2 separate regions of the Mus musculus genome follow, and region 1 is linked to region 2. A link is a loop called in an ENCODE intact Hi-C map of the cell type or tissue named here. Cell type or tissue: left cerebral cortex. All regions are shown on one strand. Each heading gives the region's core, and the rest is flanking DNA. Links, peaks and the distances in the headings are about the cores only. Region 1 holds the start of Gm25815 (a small nuclear RNA gene). Region 2 overlaps Ccdc8 (coiled-coil domain containing 8).

Region 1 (11,604 bases), core at 3,826-6,325, 51 kb before region 2:
TCCGAACCTGGTGACAGCGTGTCCAAGAAGCCGCGCGCCAAGAGAGCGCGCACAGGCTCCAAAGGCCTCCCACCGGCCGGCGCCACCGCGGTCTCCACCGCATCCCGGGCACGCAAAGCCCGCAGGGGTGGCCGCGGTCGTGGCCGGGCTGTCACCCCAGAGAAGAAAACGGGGAGCGGGGTTTCAACCGAGGACCATGCGGGGAACAACAACAAGAAGAAGAAGGGATCCGCAGGAGCCGGGGCCCGTGCCAGGGCTGGCGAGGCCAAGGGACAGCCAGCTGCTGTTCCCAAGTCTACCCGCGGAAAGAAAGCACGCAGGGGCCCAAGGCGGGCGCCCAAATGCCGTTAGTGCCGCAGATGTCACTACAAGCCCTGTCTCTTGTGTGTGGACTTCCCTCCCTACTTTCCTCCTATTCTCTCTCCTCCCTGCAGCCCCCTCTCGCTTAACCGTGTGCATTTGCTTTGTGCGCTGCTGCGTCCCTGGCTGGCTATGGCCGGTGCCCAGCTTTCCCTCTCAGCTCTATGAACAGATGGCGATGGCGCGAGCGATCATTATGGCTGCAGCCTAGATATGACAAGGAAAAAGAGACCAGACACTCGGATGCAGTGGCCAGTGGGTGCGGAGGAGAAATGGGTCCGAAGACACTGAGGGGTCTCTGCTCTACCTCTGGAGCCCCCCTCCACGCCTCCCGCGTGAGTGTGTGTAGGTGCCTGGCATTCCTGCCTGCCCATCCTTCCAGACACCGGTTTCTGGCCGAACAGTTGGGATTTGCTGTGAGCCACCTCTGGCCCTGACTGGGCCTTAGGGAGAAGCAAGAGTGTTGGGCACTATGGGCATTAGGGGGTCTTGGAAGGGTTAAGGGCCGTGTGTGCGTGTGTGTGTTCGCGCGCATGTGTGCACGCGTGTGTGTGCATGCGTGTTCGCGCGCGTGTGTGTGCGTGTGTGTTGAGGGGAAAGTATTCCATAAATGAAAGTTTGTGAGGGCTGAGAACTGGAGGAGGAATAAAAATGGGAGGAGAGGAGGGGAATGCTGGGGGGCGGGGCTGGAGGAAGAGGGAGAAGAGGGGCAGGGAGGAAGAGGGAAGGAAGGGAAGGCGTTGGCATTAGCTTACTCTCCTGAGGCTCTGCAGGTGGGAAAGAGGGGAAGCCAACTCCCCCACCCCCACCCCCACCCCACCCTAGCCCTTGTCCACGGGTTGAATTGGTAATATACCCTGCCAAAATGTTCTGCTTTGGAAAACTTAGGTGAAATCCAGATTTCTGGGTTTCTAGGCAAGCCCTGCCCCCTCCTACTGTGACTCCCCAGCTGTCACTGGCCACTCCTCAGCTGTCTGCCCTTGTAACTCTTGACTTAATATAACAATGGAGTCCCTTGTTCACCCCTCTCCCCACTGTGTGCAGTATATACCCCAGATCTCCTTAAAGGGTCAAGTGTCCCTATCATGTAAGAAGCAGTTGCTGTGCCCCACCCTGGCCTCATTGGTCCCTAACTAAGCCTGACTGCTGCTGGCCAGGCTCCAGCCCTCAGCTGTCCCTGAGAGCAGCCGCCTCAGCTGTGTGTTTTCCTGTAGTGCTACGTGCCAGAAGCCCCGGCTGGGCTGCCCAGCTCCGTGTTTCCATGTGTAGATAATGCTTTGCCCTGCACAGCACTTTGAAACCCTCTTGTTCCCGCGTGTGCGAATGTGTGCGTGTGTGTGCGTGTGTTCAACTTTCTATCCCCAGGAAGTGACCGGTTCGTGGTACCTGGACCCTCTAGGATGGAACAGAAGTTCTGACCAGCCTCACACCCAGACCGTCCAGCTCCTCAGTGGGGACATACAGAAACTGCAAGGGGTTTCTGTACCTCTTTGTACTCAGAGGCAGCCCCTCTCCTTGATTCCCAGGACCAGTGGCAATGAGGGGACAGATGGAGAAGCAGGCCAGAGGGGCCTGTGGGCTGGAGAGGAAACCCCACTTCATGTAGACTGATGGACTTGGGGTCTAGTGGCTGGGGAGGGCCCCACATGTCACTTTGCCTTGCATAGTTATAGGTACCTGTCCTTGTGTGCTGTGTGATCTGGGATCCTCAAATGAAACAATGAAGCATCTTAGTTGTTGATTTTTCTCTGTGGTCTGGAAAGTGGTGTGAGTGCGTACCAGGTTGAGGGGGGCATGCCTTACTGTCATGGCTGACACATGTCCCTGGCTCCTGCTCCCGAGGCCCTATGTGGAGTCTCTCCTGCCTTTCCATACTCCAATTCAACAGTGGGCATTGCCACTTTTTATTGCGACCTACACCCTCCCCTAGACCCTGCTATAGCTCCTGTTTGACCTCACAGTCCCTTTAGCCTGGTCTGTGTCTCACTGCCAGGAATGCCAACATGGCACCCTGGGGTGGGGTGGGGCTTCTCTTAGCAGCCACGTCTGACACCTGCTAGTGTCACTTCTCTCTCCATACCCCAGAAGAGCTTGCTATGTCAACTCCAAACCAAACATCTTACAGCGATCTGGACCCTCTTAGTCAGACAGCGTCACCACTGGCCACCTAGAGGCAATTCAACTTACATAGCGTGCGAAAAAAATGAAGCTAAACATTGCTGTTGGTTGTGAAGTCCCATCTGCACCTGCTCAGGTGCTTCACATGGCCAGTGTGACCACATTGCTCATTGTAGGCATAGGACATCCCCATGGCCTCTGAACGTTTTCTCTGTCACTGAGGTCCACACAGGAGATCCCTTCCAATCTCTGCCTCATAATCCCTTCTGTGTCTCCAATCCTGCAGGTCCTAGGAAATACTGCATGCTCCTACCCAGAGCCTTTGCATGACTGCTCCTGCTGCCTGGACTGTCTTTCCTCAGAATTCTTCAGATGTCACATTCTCAAGGAAGGGTCCCCTGATGACGCTTCCCATAGTCAGGACTCTGACTGCCCCTTGGCACATTTGTGTGTCAACCACACACAATGGGCTCTTTTAGAGATCAGCAAGAGGATGGGTACATTGATCAAAGATGAAATATGGCTCTCTTACTGGGCTGGGGGAGGTACCTCTGAGAAGCCGATAGCCTGGAGTCTGGAGTCCCCCAAACTCAGAGGTGATTTTACTGAAGACCATCCAGAGGCTGTGTCGTCCCTGTGGCTGTTTCTGTTGCAGCCTTCAGGATTGAGCGGCTGCCTTCTCCAACCCCAGTGCCCCATTCAAACTCAGCGGCCTTGCCAAAGAACTTTGGAGCTGGGCTTTTGGGGTCATACCTGGCCCCAGAAAGGGGGATGAATGGGGTGGAGGGAAAGCAGAGTCTCTCAGAGTCAGATCCAAGCAGTGGGAGTGGGTATATCCTGTTCCCCCAGTGCGTATCGCCCGTATGTGTGCGCTGCTAGCAGCGTCGTGCCGATTGGCTGTTTGTTAAACGGTCGCAACGGATGAACCAGATCCCAGATGCATTGACGAGGAACCATATGGTCTCTGGACGGAGGGAGTTGAGGGTCGAAAAAAGGAGAGCAAGGAGCTGAGGAGTGGAGGCACTAAGGCCGGGGGGGTGTGTAGGGGGGCGAGGCAAGGAGGAAGGTTTCAGACCCTCAGCTCTTCCTTGCTGGAGGAGCAGGGCAACCTGAGTGAGCCCTAAATGGCGGAGGTGGGTGGAGCAAGGCTGCCCTCAGGCGGCGGAAAAGGCAACCACAGCACCGGCTGCGCAATGCGGATTCCTTCTGGACCTCTTGCAGTAGTGATCCTGGAAGGGGCCACAGGTAAAGAATTCTTTAGATAAGGACAAGATCTATGTGTTAGATATCCGGGAGTGCTGGCTGGAAAAGGCCCTCAAGGCAGAAGCCTGAGGACAGCTGAGGCGACAGAGGTCTGAGGCAGGCACATGCCGGAGGGAAGTTACACAGCAAGACAAGAGAAATGACCGAGTCCATCAGCGTGTAAGGTCAGAGCTGAACACTGGGGAAGCAGTGTCACCGAGAGACCATTTAGCATCATGTATGTGGTAGCACACATCTTCACTCAGGGAATGAAGAAGGCTGGAGGATTAGTTCAAGGCTAGCCTCATCTACATAGGTAATTCCAGGTCAGCCTGGGCTACTCAAATCCCTGTATCAAAACCAAGCGAGACCCAGCTCTCAATGGGCCTAAGGCATGGAGGAGTTTGGGGTAGGTATAATGTTCTAAGTTCTATTCCAGCTCGAGCATGTACACACACACACACACACACACACACACACACACACACACACACACACACCTGTGAGAGGACCCGGATCCTTAGTGCAGGCTCCTCCCCTTCCGCAGGGTACTTCTAGCATTCATGCTGCTCTGTGTGTGTGTGTGTGTGTGTGTGTGTGTGTGTGTGTATGTGTTTACACACAGTGTAAACAGAACACAGAAGCAAGCAAGCAAACACAAACATGAAACGAAAAAATAAATCAAAACCATTGGCCACCTGGATCTAGCAGGGCTGATGGATAATTAGAATTCTAGTAACCGGAATTTAGCAAGAGGATGCTGGACATGTGGTGGCCCATTCAGATGTTCTGGATGTGTGTCCTTGCCTGGCTCCTCATTTATCCTGTCCCTCGGCCGCCTCAGACAAGGACAGAGGCGCTCTAGATTCCTAGGGTAGTGGGTAGGTGAAATAAAGGGAGAGTGAAGATTTTAGGGACTATGACGTCACCCCTTCCGGGATCCAAGGTCTGGCGCCTACAGAGGCGCCTACAGAGGACCAGGGTCCTTAGTGCAGGCTCCTCCCCTTCCACAGGGTGAGACGCCAACTCACAGGAGCTGCAGAGACCCCATTGTACCACGAGGGGGTGCACAGAAATCGCGGGCTCAACCACACGCTCACCATATATTCCCCTGCAAATGGAATTGAAGCCCAGAGAATCTCAGCACTTGGGAGGCAGAGGCAGGTGGATTTCTGAGTTCGAGGCCAGCCTGGTCTATAGAGTGAGTTCCAGGACAGCCAGGGCTATATAGAGAAACCCTATCTCGAAAAAAACAAAAACAAAAACAAAACAAAAAGAAAAAAGAAAAAAGAAAAAAGAAAAAAAGAAAAAAATGGCCTAAGCCTAGGTGCTTCACTGGTTCCTGAAATTTGTGAGAAATGCACATTCTTGGGCCCACCCTGCATCTGCCGAGCCATTTCAGGGATGGATTTCCTAAATCTGTTGCCAAAAGCTACTCAATGACTGTAAAGCGCAGCCAGTCTAAGAACTCTGGGGTCCAAGTCTCTCCATACCTTGGGATCTGTTGCTTGGCTCCGGGTTACACAATAGAACTACCCACGAAGCCTTTTCATTTTAAGATTTATTATTTCTGAGACAGACTCTTTATGTAGCTCTAGCTGTGTAGCTCACTCTGGCCTCAAACTCACAGAGATCCCCCTGCATCTGTCCTGGGATTAATGGCATGCAGCACCCGCTTAGCCATGTCCTCTAGAAGCTATGCAAATACTGGGCTGTATGGAGCACTAAAGGAGCTTCCTGTGGGCGGACGGCTCTACCCTGCCCTGGCTCCTTGTTCAGGAAAGGAGTATGTCCCTCCAAAAGCAAGAAGGAGGAACTGGGGAACCCAGGAAGTCTCTGCAGTTTTGTGGCGACAGCTCTCTTTTTGTGTGTTCTGTGTAATTTTTATCTTTGCGACAGTGAGAGGCGACAGGGCTGGTATGGACAGAGGCCGAAGTGGAGTCTGGCTTCTGGGGTTTTCTCCCTGGACACCTGATGATTTCAAAACTAAAAGTGCAGAGGTGCCAGTCAGTCACTGTTTGGGATTGGGCCTGTAGGACCCACCTGCACCTCCTTAGATGACAAAATACGGACCACATCTCACTATTAGTTTATTCTACATTGCCGTGACAAAAATACCAGAAACAGTTTGTGGAAGAAATGCTTTATACTGGCTTATAGGTTCAGAGAAATCTCAGTCTGTCAATGGTGGGGAAGCTTGGAGAAGTGGCAGAGCCTGTTGCCTTGGTGATGAACCAATCCTCAGAGGTTCACTCACTGCTAGAACACGGGGCTGGGAGGATCAGTAGGACCTATTGCCAGGCAGGCTGCACAGCCTTTAGATAAAGCCCTAAGCCCACTGTGGTAGTTAAGCAACGTGATGCTGAAGAAGTGGAGGCAGGGGACTCAGCCTCCAAATATCTCCACTTTGCTTTGTAAGATAAGCTCTCTCCCTGAACCTGCATCTCCCAGTTTCAGCTGGAATGGCTGTGCAGTGATCTACTTATCTTTGTCTTCCATCCCTAGGAGGGGGTTACAGATGTGTTCCTCCACATATGTTTTTACTGGTGCTGGGGATTTGAACTTGGTTCCCTATATTTTTGAAACACTTTATCTAATGAGTCATCTTCCTAACTCTGGCTCATATTTTGAAGTAATAATAATATAATTATATTATACTAATAATATTACACTAATATTATATAATATATAATAAAATATAATTATATTATACTATCATTATTATGTAATATATAATAATAATTATTATTATTAGTGGTGCTGCAGATAGATTGCAGAACTTTATACCCGTTAAGTAAGTGCTCCTCCACTGAGCCACAACCCCAGCCCCTCATTGGGGGATTCTAGGCAGGGGTTCTACAACCAAGCCACGCCCTGAGCCCGTCACAAATGAGAGAAACCTATCTGTGTTTTGTGCATTTCGCTCACAAGTCTCTCTCTCTCTCTCTCTAATATGGAATGCTTCATGAGTTTGCATGTCATCCTTGCTCAGGGGCCATGCTAATCTTCTCTTTATCGTTCCAATTTTAGTATATGTGCTGCCGAAGCGAGCACGCTCGCGAGTCTCTCTCTTTTTTTTTTTTTTTTTTTAAAGATTTATTTATTTTTTATTATATGTAAGTACACTGTAGCTGTCTTCAGACGCACCAGAAGAGGGCATCAGATCTCATTACGGGTGGTTGTGAGGACTTGAACTTCGGACCTTCGGAAGAGCAGTCGGGTGCTCTTACCCACTGAGCCATCTCACCAGCCCCACGAGTCTCTTAAAAATGTGTTTTTACACGGTTGGGTCTCATGGTTTTATCTGAGGAACATTCTAGGATATGGTTTTAGCGTGTACTTGGCTGCTGTAACCATGAAGGTGACCCTAAACTTGTGGTCATTTGATAACAGTTTTAAGGGTTGGGAAGATGGCTAATGCTAAAGTGCTTGTTACATAAATATGAGGATCTGAGTTGAGTCTCCAGCACTTGGAAAAGCCTGGCATCGTGTTCCTGCAATCCCAGTGCTGGGAAGTAGATCCCTGTGGCTTGCTGGCATCCAGCCTTGCTGAATTAGTGAGGTAGAGGTTCAATGAAAGACCTTGTCAGGCTGGAGAGATGGCTCAGTAGTTAAGAGCACTGACTGCTCTCCCAAAGGTCCTGAGTTCAATTCCCAGCACCCACATGGTGGCTCACAACCATCTGTAATGAGATCTGATGCCCTCTTTTGGTGTGTCTGAACACAGCTACAGTGTGCTCATATAAATCAAATAAATACAAAAAATAAATAAATAGAAAAATTGAAACAAAAACTAAAAAAAAAAGAAAAAGAAAAGAAAAGAAAAAAAGACTGTCTGAAAAATAAGATGGAGAGGGTCTGGAGAGATTGGGTAACAATTACCATGTTTATTATTACACCTTTCTAAAAATGATAATTCTTTTTGGGGCCAGTGCAATGGTTCATTGAGCAGGGACACTGGCCACTGGCACTGATGACGTGAATCCCATTTCCAGGACCAACATGGTGGACTCACTGACCTCCACAGGTGTGGCCATGCGTGTGAGTGCACACACACGAATAGATAATAAAAAAATGTAGGGAGAGGACTTCTGGCAGTGGGTGGCTGTGGATCCGGGAGAGTCATTAGCCTTTGGGGGTGTGGTTGCTGCTAGGTTGCCCAGTGGGTGTCTCATAGCCATGAGCACATAGGCAACATTGGACTCAGGGGGTTCTTAATAACAGTAAGTTAAAAAGCTGACATGAAGTTGGGAAGGAAATGAGTTGAGGGTTGCCAGGGAGAGTTGGAGGAAGTAGTAGGGGGGTAAATAAGATTAAAAGACAAAGTATGCACGTATGAAAATTTCAAGTAACAGATAAAATTATTGTTGCTGTTGTTATTTTGAGGCAGGGTCTCTCTGTGTAGCCCTGGCTGTTTGGGAACTTGCTATATAGACCAGGCTAGCCTCAAATTCACAGAGTTCCACCTGCTTCTGCCTCCTGAGTGCTGGGATAAAAGGCGTGTGATGCAGCACCACAGCCAGCCATTGTTGCATGTGTGTGTTCTCCTGTACAAATGTGTACGCGTGCCTTAGTGCACAGGGACGCCATCAGAGGACAGGTTTTATGAGTCCATTTTCTCCTTCCACCACGTGGGTCCTAGGGAGAAAACTTGACTCGTAAGACTTAGTGGCAAGTGCCTCTACCCGCTGAGCCACCTCACTGGTCCCAGAGGAGCCTCATGCTCATTTGTATTCCACACCCCTCCTGCCCCAGGCATGTTCTCCCTTTGTAGCACATGCTAGAATTCACTACATATCCCAGTCTGGCCTCACACTTGTGGCAATCCTCCTGCCTCAGCCTCCTGAGTAGTAAGTTTATTTCCTTAGGCTTATTGCCAGACTATTCTCTGCACACAGTCGGTGCTGGTGGCGAGCTGTGCCAGCTAGTCTTAAAGTCAACTTGACACAAGCTTGAGCCATCTGAAAGGAGGGAGCCTCGATTAAGAAAAATACCTCCGTAGGATCGGGCTGTTGGCAAGGCTGTAGGGCATTTTCTTAATTAGTGATTGATGGGGGGAGGGGGGAGCCATTTGTGGGTGGTGCCATGCCTGGGCTGGTTGTCCTGGGTTCTGTGAAGAAGCTATGATGAGCAACCTGGTAAGCAGTGCTCCTCCATGGTCAGCTCCTGCCCTGCTTGAGTTCCTGTCCTGACTTCCTTCGATGATGAACCGTGATATAGAAATGTAAGCCAGATAAACCCTTTCCTCCCCAAGTTGTTTTGTTTGTGGTGTTTCATCCCAGAAACAGTGAGCCTAACTAAGACCCTGGCTGATTTTCTTGTTTGGCTATTTTTTTTTTTTCATAAGAAAAATGACTTAAGGAAGAAACATGGGCGGGGCTCCTGGTTTTGTGGCTACAGCCCCTAGCTGGAATGCTTCCTCAGAGCAAGCCAGCTGTTGTACTTACTCCTAGGCAATACAGGCCAGCAGCTGAGGCTGCAACATGAGCCTCACCTCACAGAACTTATCTCCCCTCTGCCCACATAATCCTAAGATTATGAGAAGAAAATCAGAGTGGCCCAGGATAAGGTTGCCGAGGCGATGCCGCTGAACCACTGGGCTCTCCCCTCCCCTTCCCTTCCCTCCCTCCATCCCTTTTTTTTTTTTTTTTTTTTTTTTTTTTAGTTTTTTTGAGACAAGGTTTCTCTGTGTAGCCCTGGCTGTTCAGGAACTCACTCTGTAGACCCAGCTGGCCTCAGACTCAGAGATCCACCTGCCTCTGCCTCCTGTGTGCTAGGATTAAATAAAATAAAAGCTTGTAGCCGGGTGTGGTGGCGCACACCTTTAATCCCAGCACTCAGGAGGCAGAGGCAGGTGGATTTCTGAGTTTGAGGCCAGCCTGGTCTACAAAGTGAGTTCTAGGACAGCTAGGGCTACACAGAGAAACCCTGTCTCAAAAAAAAAAAATGCCTCTATTAGATTGGCTTGTAGGCAAGCCTGTGTGTGGAACATTATCTTGATTGATGATTGATGTGGGAGGGCTCAGTCCACTGTGGGCGGTGCCACCGCTGGACAGATAGCTGTGGGGTGTATGAGAAAGCAAACTGAGCGATCCAGTAAGCAGTGTTCCTTCCTCCCTGGCCTCTGCCTGAATGCTTGCTCTAGGTTCCAGGCCTGATTTTCCTCAGTGAGGGTGACAGCTGCAAGCTGAAATAAATCCCTTTCTCCTGAAGTAGCTTTTTGGTCATGGTGTTTACCACAGTAATAGGAAGCAAACTAAGGCACTGCTAACCCTTCTCTGGAGTTGGCGTTTCTGGAAATTTGATGAGTTCTCAACAACAACAAAAACACAGCAGGGTAAAAGAGAAACCCTACGTCTAGCAGATACGGCAGAACATGTTCGCCACCTCAGCTTTCAAAGTGCTGACACAGGAGGACCTTGCATTGTAAGCCGGCCTGTTCTACACAGTTGCAACTTGTCTCAAAGCCAAAGAAACGGAGCTGGGCGTGCTGACGCACACCTGCAATAGCGATCAGGAGAATCAGGAGCTCAAGGCTACCTTTGGGTAAGTAGTAAATCTGAGGCCAGCCTGGGCAAGAGGACAGCTCTCCAAGCAAAACCTAAAACCAAACAATCACAAAACCAAAGGCTAAACAGACAGGAAGACTATGGAAAAATAACCCTAAATACAAAGCAGAGAATGATGGAAACGTTGGAGTTGCAGAGATGTGTTGTCCTGGAAACCGCTCTGCAGTGTTGTCATAGAAACCACAGGGCCATGTGTCGTCATAGAAACCACTCCTCTTAGGGATGCTTCAGAACTATTTTTAAGTCCTCTGGCAATCAGTGTAGCTCCTTAATGTGAGATTGTCCGGCAACTGATTCCACTAATCACACATGTATAGTATATAAACACACATATAAAGTTTCTATGTATATTTATATATTCTTTTTCTACATGAAAAATATTTTTTTTTATTGAGATAGTTTCCCAAAGCATAGGCTGGCCTCAAATTTGAAATGCATCCAAGGACAGCCTTGAAATTTTAACCCACCTGCCAAGGGGATACAGGTGGGCACCACCACACTGACTTGTTTTTGTTTGTTTGTTTGTTGTTGTTTTCGAGGCAGGGTTTCTCTGTGTAGCCCTGGCTGTCCTGGAACTCACTCTGTAGACCACGCTGGCCTTGAACTCAGAAATCCACCTGCCTCTGCCTCCCAAGTGCTGGGATTAAAGGCGTGCGCCACCACTGCCCAGCCCCATACTGACTTTTAACCAATTAATTCTTTTGAGACAGTCTTGTTATGTATCCATGATTGGCCTGGTACTTGATATGCAGACCTGGAAAGCCTTGAATTTTCTGGGATCCTCATGATGAGAAAACTGGCATGCACTACTATGCCTGGCTTTATAAACATATCTTAATTGATTTACAGTCAAAATTTTCATCTTTATTTAATGTGCATAATTCCTTTACCTGCATGTATACATGTGTACTCTGTGTAACCAAAGTGACCAGAAAGTGAGACAGATTTTTTGGATCTTACAGATGATTGTGAATCACCATGGAGATGGACCCTGGGTCCTATTCCAGTGCAGCCAGTGAGCTATAACCCTTGAGCTATATAACACCAGTCTGATAAACACTTTTCTTTTCCTGAGAAAAAGTCTCACTATATAGCATTGGCTGGCCTGGAACTCGGTGTGCTTGTGGTGGCCAGAGTCAATATGGGTGTCTTCTCCCCATATTCACTATGTAGCCTAGGCTGGCCGAGAACTTGCCATGTAGACCAGGCTGGCCTAAAACTCAGAGATCCTCCTGTCTCTGTCTCCCAAGTGCTGGGATTAAAGGCATGTGCCACCACTGTCCGGCTCGCCCCAATTACTTCGTATTCTATCATC
Region 2 (11,604 bases), core at 4,105-6,604:
TTTTTTATATGTTGATTTTTTAAAATACTAAGTATAGCATCTTAAAGAATGAAAGACATAAGCCCGTGGAGCCTGGCGGCCTGGGTGGTATTTTAACTTCTTATGTATTTTAAGTGCTCACAGCCTGGCAAAGGGAAATGGGTAGAGGGGGGGGGGAATCAGTCTGTCCTTTTTCTTCTGTCTGTAACTAATTTTGATTGATGGCCTTTTTGCACTTAAAGAGAAAACTCAAGTTGATATGCAAATAAAAATGTGTACAAGGTGGCTTCTTGTTTCCGAGGTGGCAATGGTCAGTGTTGGGGTGATTTTTCTGGTTCAATGACATGACCCTGTGTTTTACCTTGTCACTTTACCTGCCATGTTTAGGCTGCTAAGGGCTGGAGGATCTGAGGGTACAGAGCCTGTAGGCTTCACATACCATACTGATCTCCGTGAGAAGGCACAGAAAACCCACAAGGAGTGAGGTGCAGGAGGGATGGCTTGGCAGGTAAGGGGCTGCTCTTGCAGAGGACCTGGGTTTGATTCCCAGCACCTACATGGTGGCTCACAACCACGTGTAGCTCTACTTCCAGGGTGTCTGATGTCCTCTGGTCTTCACTCACCAGGCACACACATGATGCACAGACATACATGCAGCCTGAACACACAGTCATAAACATAATTGAAAAACAGTCTGAAAAAAGGAAAAAGAGGAAAGACGAGCCAGCAGGGAAATGCACGCAGGGTGTTGCATTGGGGACCCCTGAAGATCAAATCCAGGTCATCAGGCTTGGTAGAAATGGCCTTTACCCGTGAGCCACCTCACCACTCCCTTCAGTCTGTTTGAGCCCACAGACATCTGTGTTGCTCTTGCCACTGGATGTGTTAAAAAGATGTTAGACTAGAAGTGTGCTCAAAGGGGGAAGTAGTGTGCACAACTGCTTCTTAGAACCAGATCCTGGGCTGCTAAGGGCCTCAGGGAAGGAAGGTGGACGTGTCTCTGTGATGCTTGGCAGCAGAGAAAGAGAATAAATGTACACACACAGTCTCTGTAGAAGTCAGCAGGGGTAGCGAGCATTAGTGAAAAAGCAGTCCAGTGCTCATTAGCTGAAGAATGAAATATGTCCCAGAAGCCCCAATTCTCCTCCCACCCCTAGTGGGACGATATCTGGGGAGAAAACAGGCTTTCACATTCGAGGTAGATGTTCTGCCACTGAGCCATGCTCCCAGCCCCTCACTGAGGGATTCTAGGTGGATGCTCTATTATGCACCCTTGTATATCCACTTTTGCTTTCCCTGCTCTGTTCGACACGGTTCAGGTTGGCCTTTCTATAGCCCCTTTTGCTGTTGTTCATGGACAAGGTTTGTTTCCTTATAGCTCAGCCTGTCCAGAATATGGACCCCACCTGGAGGAGTAGATTTGATGGGAGTTGGAGTTGTCTGGGATGACCAGGTTAGGGGTAGAGGTCAGGGGTGGTCCTTGCAGTTGTTCACAGCCACTGGAAGGTAAAAGGAAAAGCATTAATAGACAGTGCCACCCAGTTCAGCTTCCCACAGGGTCTGCAGCTCAGTGGGCTTTAGGGATAATATTGGAGTCCCAAGGAGAGACTTTGTGACACGGCTTTCACACACACACACACACACACACACACACACACACACACACACACTGAACCTACAGAGACCCAGGTACAGGCACAAATGGCAAGCCCCTATACAAACACACTGGTAGGCCCCCAGAAATGTCCATAAGTTTGTGGGCACACATATGCAGTATTCATTCACACTCTGGTTCAGACCTGCCAGGTTCCTGCACATGCCAGGAAACCCTCTGTTCCCTGCCACACACACTCCACCATATTTACAAATGTTAGCACTGGCAGACATGCTGTCAATGCTGTAGATATAGGCAATGCCACCGAAACCCAGCAGACAGCCACGGACTGGAATAACACTCAAAAAAAAAAAAAAAAAAAAAAAAAAAAAAAAGATAGAAAGGAAGAAAGATAGATCCCACCCCTTTTCCTGGGTGTTATTTTCATAATGACCTTTCTGAATAGCCTTGAAACTTGGACAAACTTGGGTCAGTGTGACCTTCAGCTTGTCCCTCCCTTGAATGGACGTGACATTCTCTTCCCTTCCTTATCTAGCAGGAACATCCGGAGAGGACCAGATGTGAGAGGGAAGGAACCCTTACACTGCCCTGGACCAACTGGATAAGGATATTATTATCTCTTTAAATAGTCAACCCAAGGTTTTTGTTGTTTTAAAGGCAGGGTCTCATGCAGCCCTGGCTTGCCTGGCGCTCCCTATGCTGTGGAGGACAACCTTTCGCTCTGGATCCTCCAGTCTTTGCCTACTATGTGCTGAGATAGCAGGTGTGCACCACCATGCCAGGGTTATATGGTGCTGGGGATCAGGCTTGGGGCTTCAAGGATGCGAGGCAAACCAGGTCCTCAGGCCCACAAGGGACTTCTGCTAGGCGGACTCCTGAATTCAGCCTGGCATGCAGAGAGGCCAGGCATAACTTTGGTACTGTTAGATGTTGAACTTGTCCTGGGCACCCAGTCCAGTCAAGCAGCTCAGCCACCTGATTGGGAACCTGCCAGATTGGATCGCCACCTGGTGGCCATAGTCAGAACTGCAGCCCAGGCTTCTGGGTTGTGGCTGGTTTGGGATTGAGGGCTGCCATTCTAGACAGCTTTAGAAAATGGACACACTGAGGGACATCTCAGGACGTCTTGTGACCAGCAGTCATGACCAAGTTGGGATGATTCCTGATAAATGAATTTGAAGCCACAATCCCAAACTGTGAATTTGGGAACTGGGCGTAGCAGGTACCATTCAAATCCTCTTTCAGGCCGGGACGGTTATGCCAGGAGCCCTGGAGTAGGGCACTGTGGAGCTTGAAGTCCTAGCTTCTTCAAGCTTTGTCGTGTGGGCAATGGGTTGAAACTCCCTTCCCTCGTGCTATCTCCTCTCTTCCCTATGGAGCGAAATGAAGACCGGCAAGGAAGCAACTCAGAATCTGGACTCCCACCCCCTCACTTCCTATTGCCTGATTTTAAAAATCACATTTTAGCTAACATAATGGTACCCAGTTACTCCAGGGACTGAGGCAGGAGAATTACTTGAGCTTAAGAGTTCGAGGCCAGCCTTACCCAGGTGATAAAGTATGGATATATCTATACCCTGCATGGATAAACACATAGACAAACAGACAAGTAAACAAGTCAAACTTGGTCCATGAAGCAGATCTGTGATTCTGGCACCTGGGGGGCTGAGGCGAGGACTAGAGAGATGGCTGAGTAGTTGAGTGTTGTGCTGCTCCTGCAGAGGACCTAAGTTCAGCTCCTAAGTGGCTAAGAGGCTTACAACCACCTGTAACTCCAGCTCTAGGGCATCCTGTACGCTTTGTGCACTGGCCTCCCCAGGCACCTGACACCTGCCCTGCGGGTGAAATCACACTTCGGAGGCCACAGGCTAAGTAGCACATTATTATTCTCTTCTTGCTGTTGTAGATGACACCTCTGATGAGTGGATGGCACTGATGAGTTAATAGGCTGCGGGGGACTTGGAGACCACGTCTGTCTATCTCAGACTGATTGAAACCACAGGCTCTCATGTGGGCTTGGCCAAGAGCATGATGGGGGACACCTTTGCCATCAAAGGGCATAGTCTGGCATGGTAACAAATGATGCAAGAGGATCAGGATTGCAAGACAGGACACAGAGTGAGCTTGAGGCCAGCTTGGGCTACATGAGGCACTGTTAAAATAATGAATGAGTAAATAATACAAAAAAAACGACAGAAAATCCTGCACTAAGAGCACATTAATATTGCCCATTTCTGAACATTATCCTAAGACTGATTACACACCTAATTGTATTTCCCTGTGGTCCTGACCTTCCTTGCTTTTGAAAAGATGAAGCTATTGACTTCAAAGTGGAACCCAGGGTATTATGCATATCAGGCAAGTAATCTTCCATGAAACCACACCTTAGGGCCTCACCAGATGCTGGGGGATTCTAGGCAGAGGCTCTACCACTGAGCCACGCCCCCAGTCCCTCACTGGGGGATTCTAGGCAGGGGCTCTACACTTGAGCCATGCCCCCAGCCCCTCACTGGGGGATTCTAGGCAGGGGCTCTACCCCTGAGCCACGCCGCCGGCCCCTCACTGGAGGATTCTAGGCAGAGGATCCATCTCAGAGGTATAGTTCCAAGCTTTTCGGTTTCCATCTGAACGAGTTTGGCTGCCACTCACTGTCACAAGAATAAAGTGAAAGAGCTCAGGCTCCCAGACCCAGGCTGAGGAAAGAAGGTTGAGAATTTTGGGGGAACAGGAGGTGGTGGTGATGGATCTTTGGAGGAGCTTCCTGGCTTCACTCCTGCCATCTAGCCCTACTCCATCTTTTTTCTGAGGCCTGTACACATCTGGAATCAGTCTCTTAGCCATCCTTAAAGATGAAGATGCTGTGCGAAGTCCCGTGGAGTCCCTCGCGCTCTCTTATTCTTTGCTGTCCCTGGCCAGCCAAGATTAACCAGCAGCTTTTTTTTTCTTTTTTCTTTTCTTACCTCATTACCCTTGACCATGACCACCATAGGGGGAGGGTATGTGCAGGGACCACTTCAAGACCAGGCAGGAAGCATCTGTGCTCACCTGGCCGATCATCTGACTGCTTTCTCGTTCTTATTCCCCATAACCACGTTTCCCTATCTCAAGTTTAGGAGGTCCATCATCAGATGAGCCAAACTGGGTTCCTATTTCAGGGCTGTGTGACTCTTGGCGAGTCATCTACCCTCTCTGAGCCAATTTCCCCATCTGGAAAAAATGCTCACAGTAAGAGCATCTAGGACTGGGATGTAGTCTAGTTGTTGCTATCTTGCTACCCCAAACCCAGGCTTAGTGGTGCATGCCTGAAACACCAGCACACTGGAGGTAGACGTAGTAGGATCAAAAGTTCAGTCATCCTCCACTATATAGGAAGTTTCTGAGCAGCCTGGGTTACATGATAATACCCTGGCTAGCTGGGCTAGAGCTTTAAACAGAATAGAACATCACTAGTGAGACAGAAACATTAGCTTGTATGGGTTTTGTAACAGGTGTAAACTGCCCTCCTCCCATCTCAAAGGTGGATGGGTTAGGACACGCTACTCCACCTCCCCCTGCACGCTTGTGCCCTGAGAAGTGCCATCCATCGCTGGTGGGTTTTTAGCTGTGGTCCTGGAGCACCACCTGGTGGTGGATTCTAGTCTAGTCTGGCAGGGACTTAGGGATGCAGGTCACCTCTTGTCCCCAGGACCTTCATTCCTTCCTCAAGTCGTTTTAGGCCCATGTCACACACCTGGAAAGTACTGTTTCTCTGCCTGAGTGACCCAGGGGCCCCTGGCACATTTTTAACCACTGTGCATGGATGGGTAGATCCAAGTCCATTCCCTACAACTTGGTTTCAGTCTAGAAATTATTCACTCCGCCAGCAACAGTAGGGGGTGATAGTGAGTCAGACCTGGAGTCCCAGGCTGAGTGGCACCTTCCCAACTTTTGCTTTGCAGAGTCTCCTTAAACCAGGCTGGCTGTGTAGCTGGGGATGACCTTTCACTCCCGATTTTCCTGCTTCTGCCTCTTCAAGTGCCTGTGTTCCCCACACTCCCACCCTAATCCCCATTCTAAACTTACTCTTTCACCTGGTGTGTGGTGAAGTCCACCTATGTTCTGCTCCCAGGGTTGAATGTGGGAAAGGCAGAGGACAGGTGGGAGCCTGCAGATGGAGTTCCTACCGGTCTTGGCACTGGACTTTGTTGTCCTCTCAGGCCCTTACTGGTTAATCCTGGGTAAGTGCTTTATGGCTGAGCCACATCCCCAGCTCTTCATATTGTCTGGGACTCCTTTGCTGGGCATATGATGATTTTCAGGGAAGATCAATTAAGGATTGAAGACCCTGGCAGCAGGTGGCCTATCCAGATATAAAACAGCAAGCTTTTTTCAGAGGAAAACATTGTCTACCTCCATTTAAATAAAACAAAACAAAAAAAAGTGTGTGGAGGTAGGGGTGGAGGACAACTGTGTGTGTGTGTGTAGGAGAGGAAATGGGGAAGTGTTGGCTCTCCTCCCCACCAGGGAGCAAACCCAGGCTCTTAGTCTTGGTGCAAGCAAGTACTTTTGCCCACTGAGCTGACTCACTAGCCCACACTGTTGAGGCCCTGTTCTCAGGCTCTCTGGCATGCACAGATGGCCACTGTTGGACTACACAGCCCCTACTGTGTGACATATGTCCTGTTCTGTGCCTTGAGAGGACGCTGACACAGCATGCACTGTTTCTATATCAGTAAATCATGGGAAACTCATGGTCTGAACAAACATACAGAGAAACTTCATAGCCCAACTAAAAAAAGATGTATGTTATTACTGGGGGTGGGGCATGTCTACCACAGCCTGTGTGAGGATCAGAGGGCAACTTTATGGAGTCAGTTCTCCAGTTTTTGTCAGGGATCCAACTTGGACTTTGAGAGTAGAGATTTCTAAACTCGTGACCTAGCTGGAGGACGCAGGGCACTAAGGGGTGGGCCTTGAACGTTCCTAGCTGGCCCTGCTTGAGATCTCTCTCTTTGCTTTCTGGCCTCTATCCTGTGAGAAGCTGACCACGAAAGCTCCTGCAGTCTTGACCCAGTACAACCACGGTCTTTCCTGAATGATGGCGCAGTCTTCTCACCTGTGACTAGCAGCCATCCCTGGAGCTGCTTCTGTCAGATGTCCTGCACAGTGTGGAGAAAAGAACCTGCTATAGACAGGGGCAGTCCTACAGGTTGCTAGGGGTTTGCACAGAGCACCGGGGACTATGGAATTTTCTGAGAGGTTGAGTATAATCCACCTTCCAGCTTGGAAATAAACACCAGCCACACCTGCTGGCCACATTCTCAGTTATAGGATTCTGAAATTCCTCAAGCACTACTGAACTGAAGGCTCAGGGCCTCTCAACCAACAGTAGCAACGGAGGACTCCCAGGCCAGGGAAACAGCAACTTCTCGGGCAGACTAGCTCTCTGGGCAGCCCAAGCCTTGTTTGCCCCATGAGCATACAGCAGAGCAGAACAGTTGCTGAGCGCTGTCCCTGCTGAGGACAGCTTGGGAGCCCAGAGCACTGAGCATGGACTTTGCGGTGCTGTTGGGAGATGAGGGTTCAGAAGGCTCCGCATGCTCCACCCACTATGCCGTTTCCTTGCAAAGCTCAGCTAGAACAGAGGCTTCTGAGGGGTCTGAGGTCAGCCTGCAGCCTGCACAGGTCTCAGGGGTCCGACGATACTTCTGTGGTGACTCTTGTCCTGTGATGTCCACATCACTGAGGGGCACCCAGAACCAAACTGTACCCACCCTGGAGGGGCTTGTACGTGGTGGACACACGTCGAGGTGGGTTTGAGATGAGGTTTGACTTACAATAATGACTTTATTTTATTTTAACATAGTTAATTACAGAACATAAAATAGCTGGGGGGTGGGCCCCAGCCTTGCCCCACCCTGAGGCTACCAGGAGGAGGCCTCCCTGATGACCCTCTTTTGGGGTCTTCCTATGGCAGGGTCCTATTGCTTTACCAGGGGAGGAGCCATGCAGGTGAAGGGGCAAGACCTCCTCTTGGCCCCACCCCTACCCAGGCTGGCCTTCCTCCAAATGCCCAGGCTGTGCCCTACCTCCAGTCTCCTTTCTCTGACCAGGAGCCTGTCGTCTGCTGCCCCACGCTGCCCCCACCCCCTCTGCAACCTAAAGGGGAATAAATACAAACTTTACAAAGTAAAAGGGGGTCCAACGTTGCCCTGGGGCGGGGCAGCAGGCCGAGGGCGGGGCCATTCAGCTGGGCAAGTCCCGGCTCACTGCTGCTGACAGCCTCACATCATTCCTAGCTGCAGAAGCGTGTTGGCGTATGCCATGGGCTTGACATTGGGGTGAGGCTGCAGCAGGGACAGAAGGAGAGAGACAGTCAGGAGACTTGCCCATACAAAGCACTCGCCCAGGCAGTGCCCTGTCCCAGGTCACTCACCACTGCTGTGAATTGGTGGAACTGGGGCCGCAGGTCGGAGCCCTGGAGGTGGATGTAGGAGGCTTTGTTTCCCATCTGGTCACTGTAGGAACAGGGGCAGAGGGGCTTGTGTGGTTGGGGCTGGAGATTATGAGAAGGTGGGGAACAGAGGGAGGGAGCGAGGTCTGAGACAGGAAGGGGATGCAGAGGAGAGGAGAGAAGAGGGAGACACACTTGCCATGGAGAGATGGTGGTGCCAAAGAAACCACAGTGAAGGGCTGGAGGAAAGCCACGGAAAGGTGGGGGAAGCAGAGGCAGGAAGAGGCAGTGGGAGAGCTGGAGACCTGACCTCACACTACCCTAGCACCAGAGGTATGTATATAGTACAGGGACAGAGTGACATGACACCATGAGGTCACAGCCTATCCAGAAACACAGCCCATACAGCCCTGAGTCCTGGCTTCCTCTTATAGATACTGAGAGGAGAGAGTGGACTTGGATGAAAAGGCCTTGCTCCAAGGGAAGACCTGACACCTGGGGTTGGGGAGCAGCAGAAGGCCCACAGGTGTTCATTATACTACCATGTATCCACTCTTAGGTATCCTTCCTCTGGTGGAAGTTTCCAGTCAAAGCCAAAACCTGCCACTGCCATGGTGGCTCATGCCTGCAACCCCACTACTGGGAGGCCAAGACAACAATCATGCTGCTAATTTGACACCTGACTGGACTAGAGTAAGACCCTGTCTCAAAAGCCATACATTCATAATCCACACAGAATAAACCCTGTGGCTTGGGCAAAAAGTGGGAGAGGTAGACGCACCAATAGTTGGGGGCAGAAAAGACAGTGACACAGCGGCCACCATGGGCCACCTCGTAGCCCTCGGCTTTGACTTCATGGCTGCGGATGATATAGTCCAGTTGATTCTCCTCCAGGAAGGCCTTGGTGACATCAGGCCCAAACTGGCAACTCACACCACGCTTGCTGACGGAGCGCCCATTCTGGTAGGAGCAAAGGAACAGGAGACTCTGGGTAAATAAGGGCCTGGCTCCACCACATCTCAGTCCAAACCCAAAGGCAGACACCCAGCTCACCTGTGGCTGGGGATCTGACCACAGCAGGTCACACATGGGACCTACAGGAGAAGGGAACAGTGTGAGACTTACCTGTTTCCCAAGCTTCCTCAGACACGTGCCTGCCCCACAGTACAGCAGGGTTGCAGAGGGGCTGTTGAGCTGGGCCCAGTTTTCCTGTAGCTCTCAGTCTATCCATTATAAGCCTGCTGCTGGATGGAACTTTTACCACTCCAATCTAAGAGCAGGCCCTCTTCTCGTCCAAAGCCTCCTGTGGCTCTCCACTGCCCCAGCAGCAAACCCCATGTTCCTACCAAGATCTGTAGCTCTCAGGGCGTGGCCTCAGGCCTTATATCTAGTAGGAACCTCTGAGGGCCAGCTCTAGTCACCCCACCCCATCAGTCCCTGCTGTCCCCTGAATTGGCCACACCACTGTCAGCTCAAATGTTACCACCCCAGAGTTCATTTCACCCACATCATCCATGTCCTCTCTGATGTTCCCAGCCAACAGTCCCACACATTCAGGTTGCAGGTGGGAAATCCACATAAGGTCTGTGTGGGTCCAGGCACTCCTCTCTGTGCCTGAGTCCACTCACCTGAGTCTGGGGGCTGCCGATTCCGCTCAATCTTTCGGATGTCATCCAGAGTGACACCATCTTCGCTGAATAGGCCTCCGTGCATGATCTAGGGGAAGCACGAGCCTCTGTGAGGGGAGGAGCCCCCGCTGTCCCCCCATCCCACCCTACCCCCAGCATGTTGCCTGCATGGTGGGAGAGGCCCTGAGACTCCTCACCAGCACTTTGCCATTGATACACTGCGCCAGCGGAAGCCACTCGAACACCTCGCTGAAGAGCTCATACATCTGGGCTGTGTACTTGGCCTTCACCTCGCCCTCGAACCCGTAGATCTGGTTCATGTTGTCTGTCTCGTGGTTGCCTGGCCATAACAGAAGAACAAGAGAGGACCCTCAGCCTCCAGTTTATTTATTATATACCTATCTGGTAATTTCAGGTACAGACCTGGGGACAAGATGGCATTGCTCAATGATAGCTGGCTGGCACTGAACCTTGATAATGAGAGCCCAGCTCAGTACTCAGATGGACCTTTGTGCTTAGATTAGTGTCCCCAGGAGGCTGTTCACACTGCTGTGTGTGCATTAGAGAAAGGCACCTTTCGTCCTTGAACCTTCTGTCTGGCATCTGCCAGCAGAGGGCACAGTGACCACCACACTGAGCTGCCTATGGCAAGTGCTGCCACCTCTTGTGGTGCTACTGGGGTGGTGCACAACCTGCTCAACCTTATGTGGTGGCCCCGCGGTGTACAGGCTTGCTGAATTCACCAAGTGCGTGGCTATACTACTCTAGGCTTTACAGATGAAGACAGAAGCCCAGGAGAGAAGGAGAAACCCTCCTCACCTCGAAGTAGATGGAAATGATCTGGATACAGGAGCTTAAAGCCGAAGAGGGTGAGGATCACTTCAACGGAGAAGGAACCACGGTCCACAAAATCGCCATTAAATATCTTTCTTGTTAAGGAAGCTGTGGTTCAGATGGCAGATGGGCCAGGAGGGCGCAGTCCTGTTCCCTTGGCTCCAAGGCTTCCATCTCCAAAGGGGGTGTATCCCTGGTCTGCCTTTGAACTGAAGCCCCAAGGAAACAACCTCACCTGTCTTGAGGAAGGCAATGGCAGAGCCTAGGCAGCCAGCTGTTCCCTAAGAGCAGTCCTCAAATTACAGGGGACAGGTCCTACCTCCCAAAAGCACAGAGCCTAGGAACCCTACACAGAAACTATCCCATGTCAAACATGTGAGAAAAGTCTGGGGTGTGGCTCAGTGGGTGGAAAGGATGCCGAACACAACAAAGCCTTGGGTTTCATGTCCAGCACTTAATCAACTAGGTGTAGTGGCCCATGTCTACAATCCTAGCATGAAGGAGATGGGAGGTCAAAAGCTCAAGACCAGCAGGAGACTCAACCAAACCAAACCAAACCGAACCGAACCGAAACAAAACAAAACAAAACAGAAACCCAAGGCAAACCAGCATCCTGCTCAAACCCCCCCCCCCAACCCTGTGAAGAAAACCCTATCACCCCATGGTACAGACGAAGGACAGGAGAGATGGCCTGCTGGGTGGAAGGGCTGGGTGGACAGGTGTACAGGGTTTAGTGCTGCCTGTGTGGTACTTTGTAGCAGGCGAGAGAGAAGCGGGGTGAGGCCTACAGGTGACTCGGTATCAGTAAGATGAGGTCCCTATGTTCTTCTCTGGTGGGGTCCCCCTGTCAACATGGGATAGTGCTGAGGATACATAGGGGTTGGTCTCTGAGGGTAAACCGTTGAGCTCAAATATGTTGAGGAGGTCGTAGAACTGGCCATGGGTGTCCCCGCACACTGTAATCTTCTCTGTCTGAAAGAAAAGAGGCCACCGGAGAGGGAGGGGCCCAGAGAGAGATGTGGGGAGGGGGCAGAGGGGAATGAGGGGTGAGAGGTCACAACAGACCAAGAAAATTCATGCAAGACACAATGGGAGGGACACAGCAATGAGGAAGG

Evidence for each region. A loop is a pair of places that touch in the nucleus more often than their neighbours do. Peaks named below come from ENCODE experiments on the same cell type or tissue, not always from the same donor. Only the 100,000 strongest peaks of a DNase experiment are listed, where the experiment ranks them.
Region 1: a loop joins it to region 2, with 7 times the contacts of the local background. A loop is called at or near these places in 34 of 42 quality-filtered maps.

What each region holds. Positions count from the first base shown.
Region 1 is chr7:16,946,728-16,958,331 of GRCm38, forward strand. Pnmal2 (PNMA-like 2) reads left to right here. Exons shown (of 1, transcript NM_001099636.2): 1 at 1-2,101. The coding sequence ends at 351. Gm25815 (a small nuclear RNA gene) reads right to left here and starts at 6,774; the gene lies at 6,668-6,774. It also overlaps a transcript of Pnmal1 not described here. In left cerebral cortex, for the core only: a CTCF peak has its summit at 4,773; a DNase peak (open chromatin) is centred at 4,761; H3K4me3 peaks cover 170 bases; H3K27ac peaks cover 564 bases.
Region 2 is chr7:16,997,252-17,008,855 of GRCm38, forward strand. Ccdc8 (coiled-coil domain containing 8) reads left to right here. Exons shown (of 1, transcript NM_001101535.2): 1 at 1-264. It overlaps Ppp5c (protein phosphatase 5, catalytic subunit), which reads right to left. Exons shown (of 13, transcript NM_011155.2): 6 at 11,363-11,461; 7 at 10,475-10,580; 8 at 9,853-9,995; 9 at 9,656-9,743; 10 at 9,081-9,121; 11 at 8,809-8,987; 12 at 8,010-8,091; 13 at 7,389-7,920. The coding sequence ends at 7,858. Among named protein-coding and RNA genes, the nearest start is that of Ccdc8, 9.2 kb to the left of the region's middle. In left cerebral cortex, for the core only: a CTCF peak has its summit at 5,275; DNase peaks (open chromatin) are centred at 5,241, 5,453 and 6,257; H3K27ac peaks cover 1,276 bases.